2 separate regions of the Mus musculus genome follow, and region 2 is linked to region 1. The links are chromatin contacts, found by Hi-C or POLR2A ChIA-PET in ENCODE. All regions are on one chromosome and are shown on one strand. Each heading gives the region's core, a stretch centred on a gene start or an enhancer-like site at or near the end of the contact. The rest is flanking DNA. Distances are from core to core; before and after follow the strand shown. Region 1 holds the start of Nedd9 (neural precursor cell expressed, developmentally down-regulated gene 9). Region 2 holds the start of Tmem170b (transmembrane protein 170B).

What was found. Hi-C counts contacts between places; a loop is a spot of excess contacts on that map. ChIA-PET counts read pairs that join two places held with the same protein, here RNA polymerase II (POLR2A).
Region 2: a loop to region 1 is called in a map of left cerebral cortex, with 6 times the contacts of the local background. The contact joins the promoter of Tmem170b here to the promoter of Nedd9 in region 1. A Hi-C loop is called at or near these places in 1 of 37 maps with a recorded cell type or tissue (left cerebral cortex). POLR2A ChIA-PET finds 5 or more read pairs at or near these places in 3 of 5 experiments (Patski and embryonic stem cell).

The regions. Positions count from the first base shown.
Region 1 is chr13:41,356,875-41,360,467 of GRCm38, forward strand. It overlaps Nedd9 (neural precursor cell expressed, developmentally down-regulated gene 9), which reads right to left and starts at 2,127. Exons shown (of 7, transcript NM_017464.5): 1 at 1,979-2,127. The coding sequence starts at 1,990.
Region 2 is chr13:41,604,150-41,608,231 of GRCm38, forward strand. It overlaps Tmem170b (transmembrane protein 170B), which reads left to right and starts at 1,733. Exons shown (of 3, transcript NM_001163572.2): 1 at 1,733-2,163. The coding sequence starts at 2,067. Gm32184 (a long non-coding RNA gene) reads right to left here and starts at 1,927. Exons shown (of 3, transcript XR_382252.4): 1 at 1,410-1,927.

The DNA.
Region 1 (3,593 bases), core at 877-3,376:
GCTCCTCAGTTGGTGTGTCGGAAAAAACCCATCATTTAACTTCTGTGTGCCACAGTTGCTACTTTGGGAAAATAAGTGTGCCTCGGAGCTAATGGGGAGAGTTAAGTGTGACGGACTTGTATCGCTTTACCCATCATGCCTCTGCTTCAGCATCTCCTACACAGAATGACTAATTCTCTCCTGAAAGACAGTTATCTTTCATTAGCTAAATAGACTTTATGACAGAGGGAAAAGTGGCTCGCTTCTGCTATGGTCAACTCAGGGTGCCCATGTGTGAGTTGTTTACTTGGGGAGCATAGCGTTTTTGCTGGTGAAGTTGTCTACAATAATAATGAGATGATGGTGATGATGGTGATGGTGATGATGATGATAAATAACCATGTATTTCTATTGCTCGGCAAAGTGTTCAACTCTGGGCAGACTCAGCCAAGTGGAAAGCATTCCCCAGTTGCAGTTTCTCACCTGCAGTGTAAATCATCAGTCCCCATGATATTTTCTTTCCATAAAGAGCAAAGCGAAACATGATGAGGTCACTGAACCAAAGTGACTTTAGATGTCGTCACATGTCCTCACCTTCTAGACTACAGCACTCAGAGTTCACACCAGCTATTTAATGTCCCAATGATGGACAGAGTTAATCCTTTCTCTTTTCTCTATAACACTGTCTTGATTCAACAACAGGGAGAATGGGAAGGAAAAAAAAAAAAACAACATTGCAGGCTTGATACCATGTATCCCCATCACTTCCAAAAAGATTCTGTTCCTGCCAGGTAGAAAGCTGCATCATTTCTGACTGACTCCTAGAGCTTTCCTTTCTTCTGCCCCTCCCCATAGATGTACGAAATGGAAAGCTGATAGGAGATGACAATAGATATCTGGGTCTTTAGACTGCTGGAACTTCCCCAACAACTATCACTCATGCTTTGGCTCACAGCTTTTGAACAAGATTTATAGACAGGGAACCAGTGGCTGTTAGCTACAGCCTTCTATCCCAAAGGAAGGGCCAGAGGCTACATACCGCAGAGGGAAGCCAAGTTAGCCCCTAGCTAAGTCAGTTAACTGGCTCTGTTAAGTCACCTTACCAAAACGAATTTTTGAAATGACACAGTCCTTTAAAAGTCGAGGACTCATGTCTCTTCACCATTAAAATTAAAAAAAAAATTTTTTTTTAAAAAAAAGGATCGTAAGTAAGTACCGCCAAGTCATTGCCATGAACTGCTACTGGGCCAAGTCCCTTGGAAACTGCCTCATTAGACGGGATGTGCTGAGCAAGGCATAATCATTTTGCCAAGAGTAACCCCAGAAACCGTGGTGCAAAATGCAGTGGAAAATAGAGCTGCCAAAATTATGAGCAGGACATTCTGTAAGCGTCAGGGAAAATAAGCCAGCCGGAGCCTTCATACTTTCAGACCCGTTCAACCCCAATAAAGAGTTATCCAGAAATGACTAACAGCCATTTATTCATAAGGATGTGGGAATTCTCCATCATCGCGCCTATGATAGTGTCTGGGTTTTTAATCTGCTTCTACCGAAAGGACCTCGAGCAGACAGCTTCCCAGATCAAGTGCTTAAGGCAAAAATCTGAAAAGGTGCTTTTAGAACCTGTCAGAGACTCAGCAGTTCTGACTCTCCTTATTATGGCTCCCCAAGCTGGCTTTGGTCAGGCAGAGACCTGCGACTTGCCTGCTGCGAGGCGAGTTAGACACCCTCTGATCTCTGGCGGCGGCTCCTATGCTAACTCTACTCCACCGCCTTCCGCCACCCACAACAACTTTCAGAACCATGCACCAAGAACTAGTGGATCTGAAAGCGCATGTCTGCTGGCGGTACACCCGGGGGAAGCCTGGAAGCGAGATCAGACGCAGCTCGGCAAAACCAGACACACAAGGGATCCCTGCCCAGTTGTCAAGGTGGGAAAGGCGCCGGCCGGCACAGCTGCCTCTAGCTTCTCAGGAGACGGCGTACAAGGCACTCTTACCTTGTACTTCATCTCGGCGGTGATCTGATGAGCCCTGGTCCTATCGAATCACACAGTGAGTGAGGCACTGCAGAGTCCGCCCCTCCATTGAGCGCTGGGCTGGATGGAAATGAGAAGCCTTCGCCTCCCGCGCACTGCGGAGTCTCTGAGCTCACAGCCCAGATCCAGACCAGCACGGCGCGGGCCTCGTTTGCATACCGCGCCGCCATTGGCTGCTGGTGGCGGTGAAGGTAACGCCTCCACCCCGCCCACCTCTAACTTCTGAAACCCTCCGACAAAGAGCGTGTAATACGATCATTTCTTTTCACGTTATCAAAAGGGCGGAGGAGAAAACAGAAAGTGGGGAGGCGGCCCCAGCCACCCGGAGAAATAAAAATATAAAGAGGAAAGACATAGGAACCAGACAAAGGAGGTACGTTCCTTTTGAGAGTAACCTAAGTTTTAAAGAATCCGAATTCACAAAGCAGTCTGACGATCGCGCTTCCTGTGACCTAGCAACTAGTTCATAAACCCATTTCATTTCAAAGCCATTCACCTTACAATCTCTACATGAAACGAGCTGGAGGAACAAAGGGTTTTCTGTCTCCAGTACCCCCCCCTTTTTTTTTTACTAACCACCCCTGCTGATAGCTCTCTTTCCCTGTCTTTTCTCTTCCCCTTCCCTTTTCTGTGGCTGCTCCCCTCACCCCCAAGTGTTCAAAGTACTTTGCTAAGTCAGTCTGCTAGGAGCTGGAAAACATTTCTTTCTCAATGAAAAGGAACTCACTCATAAGCACCAGGCCTTCCCGGTTCTTCTCACTAGGACCTCCGAGGATAAAGGATAGGTGGGAACCCATGCAGGTTCTATAGAACACACCCGATACATCACGCCTGTCCAGCCAGCACTCTCCTCTTTGACCGCTGGCATTGCCAGATTCCGCTTTTGAACACCGAGGCCTTTTCCTTTTGACCTCTCTCCCCCAAATGACCCATTAGCCCACTCACACTTATTATTCAGGGAGAACGCTTCTGTTTGATAAGCCTGGTTTAAAAAAAAAAAAAAAAAAAAAAAAAAGAACAGCCTCTTTCAGGCAGAGCGCGGGACATGATTTGTAGAGCGGTTCCATTCTGAGATTTCTATAGAGAAAGAGAATCACTCAGGAGAAGACAGGCTTTTCTTTTCCTCGGGCCTCAGGACTTGGAGTATTCAGGACTATCCCCCAGTTGGGATGCATTCCAGCCAGACTGCACGACTCGGGTGGAAAAAAAAAATCAGCTCTTACTTCTTTCCTGACTAAGGTAGTCCAGAATCAGTTTTGCCTCCCCAATCCCCTTCTAAATTTCCAATGGATTAAAACTTTTGAAAATAAATGATTTAAGCCAAAAGCATAGGAGAGCAGATGCCGCATAAAAGTGGTTTCTGGGGGTGGGGGTGGGGGTGGGGGTGGGGTAGGGTTTACATTGACAATTGAATCCACATTTGGCTGCAGCTTGGAGTTTGCTCTACAAGATGTCCCTGGCCACCTTCGTGAAGTTGACATCCCGGTTCAGGCCCCTTCCAGGTCATGGCTTTTACTTCCTGATCTCAAAGCCGAATTGAACCTGTGTGATTCGCAAGGTCTTTTGTACACAGATT
Region 2 (4,082 bases), core at 483-2,982, 250 kb after region 1:
CCTAGGGCAGCAGTTTTTCCTGGCAGCCTAGTAGTAGGATGGGTGTTGCTGATACAAAAGGGACCTCTGTGTAGTTGGTGCAACCACAGCCCTCCATTAGCATGAGTGATTTTCTGCGGTTGTTACAAACATCTCTTCTTTGGCTAGTTAAGCAGGTTTTCTGGTTCATTTTGTAAGCTGACGACAGGAGAGTTTAACATGTCCTTCGGAGGCTTGGCTATATCTGTCAGTGAATGTGCTCATGTTACCTAATAATGTTAAATCCCTTCGCAGCACCATGAGGTTAACTTCCCATTCTGAACTTTAATTCAGACTAGAAAGATAGGACATATACTATGGCTGCCAGGAAGAATTTAAAAAAATAGGAGAAGAAGAAGAAGAAGAAGAAGAAGAAGAAGAAGAAGAAGAAGAACAACAACAACAACAACAACAACAAAGAAAGAAATGAAGCCCCTTCTTTATCTAAAATGAATTTGATGTTAAACTCATTTATGTCTGATAGTCTATACTCCTGAATTGACATTTAATTCAGCCATTGAACCCTACACCATAGTAGGTTTTAGTACGGTTCCTCTTAATGACGCCCAAACTTTTTTCTATATTGTGGGAGCAAAACAAAAACATGCATAAATATAAACCTGCATATACATTATTGTCATTTTTAAGGTGCTCACCAAAAGCAACAATATTTAGGCAATTCGAATCTTCAGTTACTGGGCAAAAACACTTGATTGGCTTAGCTATTCTTTCTTCACTTCCTTCTGTAAACTTTAGCAGCAGAGTATTTGGAAAAAGATGGAATTGGGCGAGGGGGATGGGGTGAGGAGCACTAACGTTTTTTATGCAAACACGATTTTTTTTTTTTTAATTTCAAGTTAAAAGGTTTCAAACATCAAGGAAGACTGTAACTAGCATAACTGGAGTTAAGATGCTTCTGAGGCTGACCTTGGATTTGAAGGACAGGGAGACGAAGCTGAGTTAGTTTAAGTGCTGGGGAGATTCACAATTTTAGATGAAAAGAGTCCTATCTGGAAGAAGCGCTAGAGCCAGCCTTGGCCAGGAGGATTCATTCGGACACCTACGGGGCCCTGCGTCAATAAGTGGTTTCAGATCCTGCAGCTAAGGGGAGTTCGTATTTTACTGCTGGCCGGCCAGAAGACTGGCTGAAATGACAAAGAGGATCTATTTCTGTTTTAGTAGATTTAGCAAAGGGAGGGGCGTATCCAGGTCACTGGACGCACTCTCAGACAACCCTACAAATGAAATCTTGAGCATTTACACCTTTGCAAAAAGTTGCTCGCAGACGCCCTCACGGAGAGGGAAGGATCTGGAGCAGCGAAGCGCAGGCTCCAAAAATCCTGGCAGCTCCCGGGACCTATACACAGCTCTCTCATCCCCGCCCAGCTCACCGGTTTCAGGTTTCCGGGGGCGCGCAGTCAGGAGGGGGCGAGGGGCTTGGAGTCTGTTCCCTCGGAGCAGCCAATGAGCGGCGAGACCCAGCGGTGGCGCCAGTGACGTAGGTGGCGCTCCCTCCGCCCCACTGCGGGCGGACGCTGGGAGCCGACGACAGCCTGAGCTCCCGGGTGCCTAGGGCGGCGCGCGCGCGCGCGCGAGGAGCGGGGGGGAGGCAGTGCGCGTGCGCAGCCGCTCACCCCCGGGGAGGCGGGGCCGAGGAGCGGACACGCGCATGCGCGCGCCCCGGGGCGGTCGCGGGCGGAGGGGGCGGCTCCTCGAGTGTTGGCTACCCAAAGGCCGAGCGGCAGGCGGGCGGCAGGTGCCGCGGCCGGGCGCCGCTGCCTCGTCGCGCGTCCCCGCGATGAGCCTCGTCTCGCGGCCTGCCCCTGCCGGCTGCCGCTCCGCGCGGGCCTCACGGCGTGACCCGGGCCTCGTGGCGTGGCGGGCCCCCGCGGCGCGACGCGGGCCCTGAGCGGGAGCGGCGGTCCCTCCCGCGGCCCCAGGCCTCGCCCGCCAGCGCTCCTCGATGTCTCCCCGGCGGGGAGGACGCTGCCTGCGACACCCGCCGAGCGGCGCCCCCCGGAGCGCCCCGCTGCCGCCCCGCGGGGACGATGAGGGCGGAGGGCGCCGACCACTCGATGATCAACCTGTCGGTGCAGCAGGTCCTGAGCCTCTGGGCCCATGGCACGGTGCTGAGGAACCTCACGGGTAATGCGCCGGGCGGAGGGAGCGGTGGGGGACCCACTCCACGGGTGTTCGGGGCGTCCGCAAACCCGGCCCGGTGCGGGCCGCTGGAGCACGCGCGAGTCGCGCCAGTGCCCCGACTGGATCACAGTTCATGTTTCTGTCATTAACCCCCCCCCCCCCCCCCGCCTTTCCCCGTGCGCGCGCGCACGCACATACACCGCTTCTTGCAGTTTCGATCTTTTTTAGTCTTTCTTTCCTGGTTTAGCCCTTTTTCTTGCTGACAGATGTCAAACCAATTGCAGTACTCCTATTGCCTGCTCACCGTGATCACGGTGGACCGACCGTTCGTTCCTTTATTTGTTGAGAGAGAGAGAGAGATATGACTAAGTAGATAATAGCGGGGTCAGGGGCTGGACCAAGGTCTAGAGCAGTCGAAACAGTTGTCTTCTCTGCTATTTCCTTTTGTCTGGCTGTCTCCTGGCTTCAAGTTGCTGTATTTGTGAAATTGGAGAATTCTGTGTATTTCCCTTCATTAATCAATGTGATTGGGAATGGGGTTTAGCTACGTTATAGCATCAGGTTGTCAGAGTAAGCATTAGTACACATAATATGATTTCATATGCAGGTTTGCTTGTGAAGAAACTTCTGGTTTTCTCAGTGTGGAAGTGCTTAAACTCTTTTGAGTTCCGAGTTTTAAAAATAGCGTCTAAAGAGTAATATTGACTGGAAAGCAGTAGGGTCAACAGTTTGACTCCGGAGTAGCTGCTTTTGTGAAACCACAACCAAAACCCCAAACAAAAACTCAGTTCTTTAAAATGTCTTAACTCCAATTGAACGTTACTATTTCAAAATCTGTGTGATAGCAAATTAATAGTATGTAGTATACTTATAGGCAAAATCTGGCATGATACAGGGTTCATATGTTCAAGGAGAAAAATATAACGGCATTGCGTACCACCCAGATAAATTTTCAGGTTGCTTAATTCCTTACTTATGAAAACCACACCAGTAAAGGAGACCCTGGAGCCAGCAGAGGCGTCTTCTTAGTTGCATTTTTATAGTTCTGAAAAGTTAAATTTACATAAAGATCATCTCAAGATAGATCCCTTTATTTTACTTATGACCTTGTTCGTATTTGCCCACAGATTCACATTTATAAAGCATGAATTGTTTATTAAAGTACAATGATTAAAAACTTAGTGATATATATTGCCTGTATTAATGACCAGCTTGGCTCACTGAAGCTGTTTCGTATGTAGCTTGATAGTCAAGAGATGCTGTCTGCTGTGCCATGTACTGCTTAGCCTGTACTGCTTAGCCTGTCCAAAATAAGCAAGCAAATTCAGCTCCTAAGAGGAGACAATAAGCTCACCATTTACTGAGTATTACTCCAACTCTGCAAAGCATATACACAAAGCAATTCAGGCAAATTAAACTGCCCTAAGCCAGATAGTGAGCAAGTGGGCCTTCCGAACCAGTCTGCCTCCGAGTGTCTTCCCGTTACCACTGTACAGCTCTTCATTCAGCTTTGCCCTCTGCTCCATCAGACAGGGTGAATTTCTTGCTTCATCCTGCTACTTCTGCTCTTTGTACCTACTTCTGTTTTTAATCACATTATAATTTTTATCTCTTTTAGCTTGAATGTGTTTTGAGAGTAAGGTCTTTGTCTTGCTAAATTATGAGTCCTAGCATAATCTGGCACATAATAAGTGCTGAATCCATGTTTATTAAAGTGAGGTTGTGAAATAATACCTAATGCAGGATTTAAACCTGATGCTGTGTTGTAGTTCACTGGAGTAAACGTGCCCTTAAAGTACAATGGGGTGTTGAAGCAACTTTTGTACACAATCATCTCCCAGACTTGGAAGGCAGGCACGTGCCCACTGAATGCATTTGTATTCTGTGCTGAATTTTGGTTTCCATTTTTCTTTATTTGATAT